Regions from separate parts of the Homo sapiens genome. Here region 2 is linked to region 1. A link is a contact called in ENCODE Hi-C or POLR2A ChIA-PET data. All regions are on one chromosome and are shown on one strand. The core of a region is the stretch at or near the end of the contact, and the rest is flanking DNA. Distances in the headings are between cores, read along the strand shown.

The links. A loop is a pair of places that touch in the nucleus more often than their neighbours do. ChIA-PET counts read pairs that join two places held with the same protein, here RNA polymerase II (POLR2A). Pooled maps may share reads with other maps.
Region 2: a loop to region 1 is called in a map of dorsolateral prefrontal cortex, with 2.6 times the contacts of the local background. The contact joins two enhancer-like sites. A Hi-C loop is called at or near these places in 12 of 168 maps with a recorded cell type or tissue (Caco-2, OCI-LY7, PC-3 and 9 more) and 11 of 50 pooled maps. POLR2A ChIA-PET finds 5 or more read pairs at or near these places in 5 of 52 experiments (B cell, HEK293, MCF 10A and 2 more).

What each region holds. Positions count from the first base shown.
Region 1 is chr9:27,332,048-27,334,747 of GRCh38, forward strand. All of the region lies in intron 3 of MOB3B (MOB kinase activator 3B), which reads right to left. Among named protein-coding and RNA genes, the nearest start is that of EQTN, 36 kb to the left of the region's middle. Within about 2 kb of position 1,309, at least 3 of the 41 ENCODE cell types and tissues checked have a DNase peak (open chromatin) inside an H3K27ac peak, as active enhancers do; they include dorsolateral prefrontal cortex, where a contact is called at or near this core.
Region 2 is chr9:27,425,509-27,428,208 of GRCh38, forward strand. The region is part of intron 2 of MOB3B (MOB kinase activator 3B); the gene reads right to left. Among named protein-coding and RNA genes, the nearest start is that of IFNK, 97 kb to the right of the region's middle. Within about 2 kb of position 1,308, at least 6 of the 41 ENCODE cell types and tissues checked have a DNase peak (open chromatin) inside an H3K27ac peak, as active enhancers do; they include dorsolateral prefrontal cortex, where a contact is called at or near this core.

The sequences.
Region 1 (2,700 bases), core at 59-2,558:
AGTGCAGTGGCAACAGCTCACTGCAGCCTCAACCACTCGGGCTCAAGCTATCCACCCACCTCAGACTCCTGAGTAGCTGGGACTATAGGCACACAACACCACACCTGGCTAGTTTTTAAGTTTGTTGTATAGACAGGATTTCACCATGTTGCCCTGGTTGGTCTCAGACTCCTGAGCTCAAGCATTACCCATCTTGGCCTCCCAAAGTGCTGGGATTACAGGTGTGAACCACTGCACCCAGCTTTTGGCTTAACTCTTGATGACACAGACAAGGAAAACAAGATGGGAATACAACAAGAGCATGTGTGTGTGTGTTTGAGAGAGACAGAAAGAGAAGTAGGGAGAGAGAAAGTGTGTTCATGGGATAAACAGAATTTTAGCTTTATAACTTAATTATTTGCAATAGGTCTGTACTTTTGAAAAGAAAGAAGCTAGCTATAGTTAAATATCTATAAGATGCCAGGTGCTTTGGGGTGGTTATACCATTGCATCTGTATAACTCTAAGACAGGGAACTATGACCTCCAATGGACAGAGGAAGAATCCCAGTTTCAGAGCAGAAGCTATTTGCTCAAGGTAAATGGGTAAGGTACAGAATGCTCAACAGTAACCGCTGCTTTTATTAAACAGAGGCCTGCTGTTTGCCAGTCCCAGTGTCTACTGCTATACAGATATTATACTTTGTGAAGTAAGATTTGCCATCTCTACTGTATTGATGAGGAAAAACCCTCAGGGAAGGAGAGTACCTTACCAGGTCACATAGAAAGCTGCAGGTCTACGGTTTAAACTCAGGTCTATCTGACCGCAAAGGCTTGCTCTTTCTACTACACCATGTGATTGTAGGTTAAAGCCTCTAAGATAGTCTTATGAATATGCAATCGGATAATACTGGCATATATTAATTGACATATATAATTATAGGTGGTTGCAGTCATTCATGAATTTTCAAAATGCCAGATTTTTTTCTTTATCCAGACTGATGCCAGTTTGAATTATAGGTACAATGGGCAAATACTAGAACAATTATGCCACTGAGAGAGTATGGACACTAGAAATATGGCAGAGTTTTTTTTTAAGTAGCAGAGTAACAGTTTCAGAGAGGACAGGGTACTTATTCAAGGTCACTGAGATGCAGGATAAAAACTGTTTCCTGGGATGCCTCTTAAATTCATAAAGGGAATGTATGGTTGAAATAGCAGATCAGAAACATCAGGAAAGACATTTGAGTTGGATCCATCCTTCAAAGCTCTGCAAGACTCTGCAAGCTGTATTCTAGCACTTGCCCACTGGGTGGAGCCAATGAGCTGTTAAAAAAAAAAACTCGTTTAAATAAACAAATGGCAATGCTAGGTTCCATCGCTTTCTTCATCAGAGCCCTCCCGCAGGCTAGCAGGGCCAAACACATTCCTTCCTCTCTGAGAGTGTGGCCAAAATAGCTTCTACCCAGGGTGCTCTTTACAATGAATTTGCCATTGCTGGAGTTACTGAATGCCCTGTGTATTAAGGCAGGCCACTAAAGAACTCCAAAACGTGTATTAAAAGGCTTCCGCTGAGGTGATGAGAAGCTTCTGAGAAAGTTCCTGGTGACTGTGCTTGGCTTGTATATGAAGATTTTCAAAAACACCTGAATTTTTCAAAATGTGTTTTTAACAGAAGATCAAAGTAGAATCTTGGTTGTGGTCACTCGGTTTCATTTGTTTTAAAATAAAGCAGTAATTGATTCTATGAAGTCCCTGGTTCTCCACTGTCAACAAAACAAATTCCATCCTCTGAAGCCTGTCAAAGAAAGAGGACCCATCGCCCCCTGCTCACCTCCTGCTGAATTCCCTCCCACTCACCACACCAGCCAGGCAAACTAGACTTCTCCAGGTCTCCAACTGGCCAGTTTCTAGTGGTTTCTTTCTTATATCTGGTAAATATTTTCTGCCCTTCTCTGCCTGGCAAATTTTGACATCCTTTAAGATGCAATTGTCAGCTCCTTTCTTGGGTATCTCCATCACTTTGCACACATTTGCATTCTATCACATTGGAATTCATCATTTCATTTTTGCCTGAATCTGAGAAGAACATTAATATTTTTTAGTATATTAATGTATGATGCATATTTTATTCAAATTGTATAACAGGATGTATGGTTTGATCCAGTTATTTTGAGAAAAAATATAAAGAAAAATATGGGTCCAACATGATAAATTTATCTTTGGGTGAATACAATTGTGTATGTTTTCTGTTTCTAATTTTTTTGTCCTTTGCGGAGTCTGAAGTTTTAGATATTTTTGATATGCATGAATTTTTTTCTAAGAAAACAAGACCGGTTATTTAAAAAACAAAAAGGAAAGTAGACAGAGACTCCAATCTGAAATCATATTTCACTTTAGAAATGAAGTTAAAATGACATTTGCCTAGTTTTTGTGGGGACGGTGGGGGTGGATGAAATCAGCCTGTCTTTTACATAAGATACTCAATTTTTTCTGTTCTGATCTAAACACTTTTTAAATTTAAATCTTCTTTATGTACTTGTTAGCAGTTGGAAGAAGTTCTTGATAGCCATTGAACAAACTTCCGTGAACTCTAAGTGTCAAATCTTAGTCTAACCTCAGTGTACCCATTTTTATAACTGGTAGTCAGTGGAGGATAGGGAATAATGATCCAGAGAAGTAAAATGACTTATTCCAAGTCACACAAATACTCTCTGACTTAG
Region 2 (2,700 bases), core at 58-2,557, 93 kb after region 1:
AGCAGAGCCTGGGGCAGCACCTTGGAATCAAGCACATTAATACCTTTTCAGGGAAACATGAATGTTCATATTAAGTTAGATAAATAAAGAATACAAATAGTTTCATGCAGATGAAAACACTCATGGTTTTCAGGCTTTTTCTAGACTTCAGAATAATGGATTGTAGTCCTATATTTATAACCCAAAGTCCAATGCAGTGGGCTTATGTCTAAAAGGGGTCAAGGGTTCAGTGTGTTCATTAGAAGGCATGAGGCTCTTTTGTCAGCCTTCTCTTCCTTTCCCTTTTCCTAGCATCCCCCTCCCCAAGGTATTTCCAAACAATGTATTTCAAGCTTACATTCTACCATCTTTTCATCAATCAAACCACAAAGGGCCTGAAATGAGGGACTGGAAAAGTCATAGGTAAGGAAGGAAGAGTGACGGCAAACTGACTTATCCATTAGACGTTAGACGAAATAGCCCTGATTCACCCAGCAGAAGGAGGAGGGTGCTCTGTTTCTTTATGGAAAAGCAGGAGGAGTTGAATATTTACACAGTGCTTACCACAGCTAAGCCTTTAAATATATGGTTTCATTTCATCCTCTCAGTAAATCTTAGGAGGTAAGTGCTACTGTTATCCCCCATTTTACCTATGAGGACACAGAGACTTAGTAAGCCAGGAAGTGGCAAAACTGGGATTCCAACCTATCCTGTGTTGATACCAGAGCCCACACTCTTAATTTGTTTAACTTGGTATAAATAAAGTCATGTACATTGAGTGTTACTCAAACCTAATTTTCTCAGTTACAAGCACCAAATAGGAAGGAAAGGGGTTATACGTTTTGTTTTGTTTTCATTTTTGCTTGGCATGAGCAGAACAGGAAGGTATAGTGTTGGGGTGCAGGGAGAGGTCTAGGGGACATACACTGTTTTTCAAGCCTGCATCAGTTGAGATATCATGTGTATTGGCAAAGCTTATGCACACAGAGGTCCAGGCAGGTGACCAAGCTACTGTGAAGTGAATCTTTTGTTTGGGCACACAATGCTACCCCTGCAGGGATTTCTGAAGCTCGCTCCAGAGCGTCATGGCCATTGCCTGTCAGAGCTCTACCTCATGCCTAGAAGCAGCTGCTGCTTCTTCAAAGGAGTCCAGGCTCAGCTGATATCTAATCTCAGAATAATACATGACACTGTCCCCCCCTGCCCGACTCAGAATCCAAGGGGAAAATAATGAGATCCTCTAGGTTCCCCCAAGACTCACTTCCCAGGCTTGCACTATTTCCTTTTCTGCAGCCTCCTACTGCCTAGACTTGGAGGACTGGTTTCAGTCAGAATAATCCCCGCCTCCCACCTCCACCCCCATGTGCTTAAAAGCAAGCTCTCAGAGTTCATGACAAGTACAGAGAGATGGAGGGTAATGGAATAGGCGGGATGCTTGATTTTTCTTGCAGAATCCCATGCTTGTGTGGGCAAGATGAATCTGCAAGCACACACTGGATTATTCTAGGTGCCAATTTAGGAAGAGAACATCCAAGTTTGCCATGAGCAAAGGCAGAGCAAGGGCTACATGCTCTCCTGAAAGCAGATCCCAGAATTCCAGGGCAGGGAGTGAAAAATGCCTCCAAGGCTTGACTTCCTGCCTACCTGCATCAGAGTTCAGGGCACCTTGATGCAGACCTAAAGCAGTGCTAGTTCCATTTTTTTTCCCACCCACCAGAAGGCCAGGGCTAAGCCTCCTTAGTACAACCCATAGACTTTATGTTCAACAAAAGGAGAAACTTCAGGAACTGATATAGCCCAAATGTGCAAGCATTCCCAAAGAGCATCTGGTTACCTCCAAGGGAAAAAGAAATGCAAGCAGGCATGAACCACGTCACCTGCCAGACAATTCCCATGTGGCTAACGTCAAACATTCTTTCAGAGTGACTGGTTTGAAGAGAGATGTCTGCAAGGACAAGGAAAAGCTTTTCATATGCAGCCACCTCTCTGCTCCAGTTACTCTAGTAGTGCCTTAATGTCAGCCCAGGTAGTCATGCCTCTGGGATAAGTAGGTACATAGAAGGCACTAATAAATCTCAGATTTTCTAACAAACTCGAGAGATGGATTTACTCCATTGTTTTTTTGTGGCTCATCTTCCCCTAGTTCAAATAAAAAAAAGGAATGTGCAGAACAATAAAGATTCTATTCATATTTTTTGCCTTGTCTTTGATCTAGTTGGAATCTGTGTTTCAATACTGAATGGGAAATGAATGCCTTTGGAATTTCAGTCTTCCTGTTCAAATTTATTTCCCATCATGCCCTTCAGGAGCCCTCACAGAGGTTTCCTTATCCTCTCTTCTGCCTCTTTGGTGAGGCCTTTGCTTCCCTCCCTCCTAGGTCAGGCTCTCCAGCAGTCCCTCCAACCAAGCCCACCTGGCCCTATCTTGCCTATTAAGTTGGTTTTTACACCTGTGGGCCTGGCTACCTAGCCTGAACCCAACCCAATACTTCTGGTTTCACTGAGCGGTGACCAACCTACTTCCATCCCCAGTTTGTTCCAGTTTAGTACCTCCTGGGTCACACTTTAGGCATAATCCCTTCTCTAACAGCAGCCACTGCAAGCTGAATGTTTGGTCTACATGTTTATTACAGGCTATCCATGCATTCAGCAGCTATTTACTGAGGGGCTGCTATGGACTAGGCATATCAAAACAACATGGTGATGAAAAAATAATGTCCTT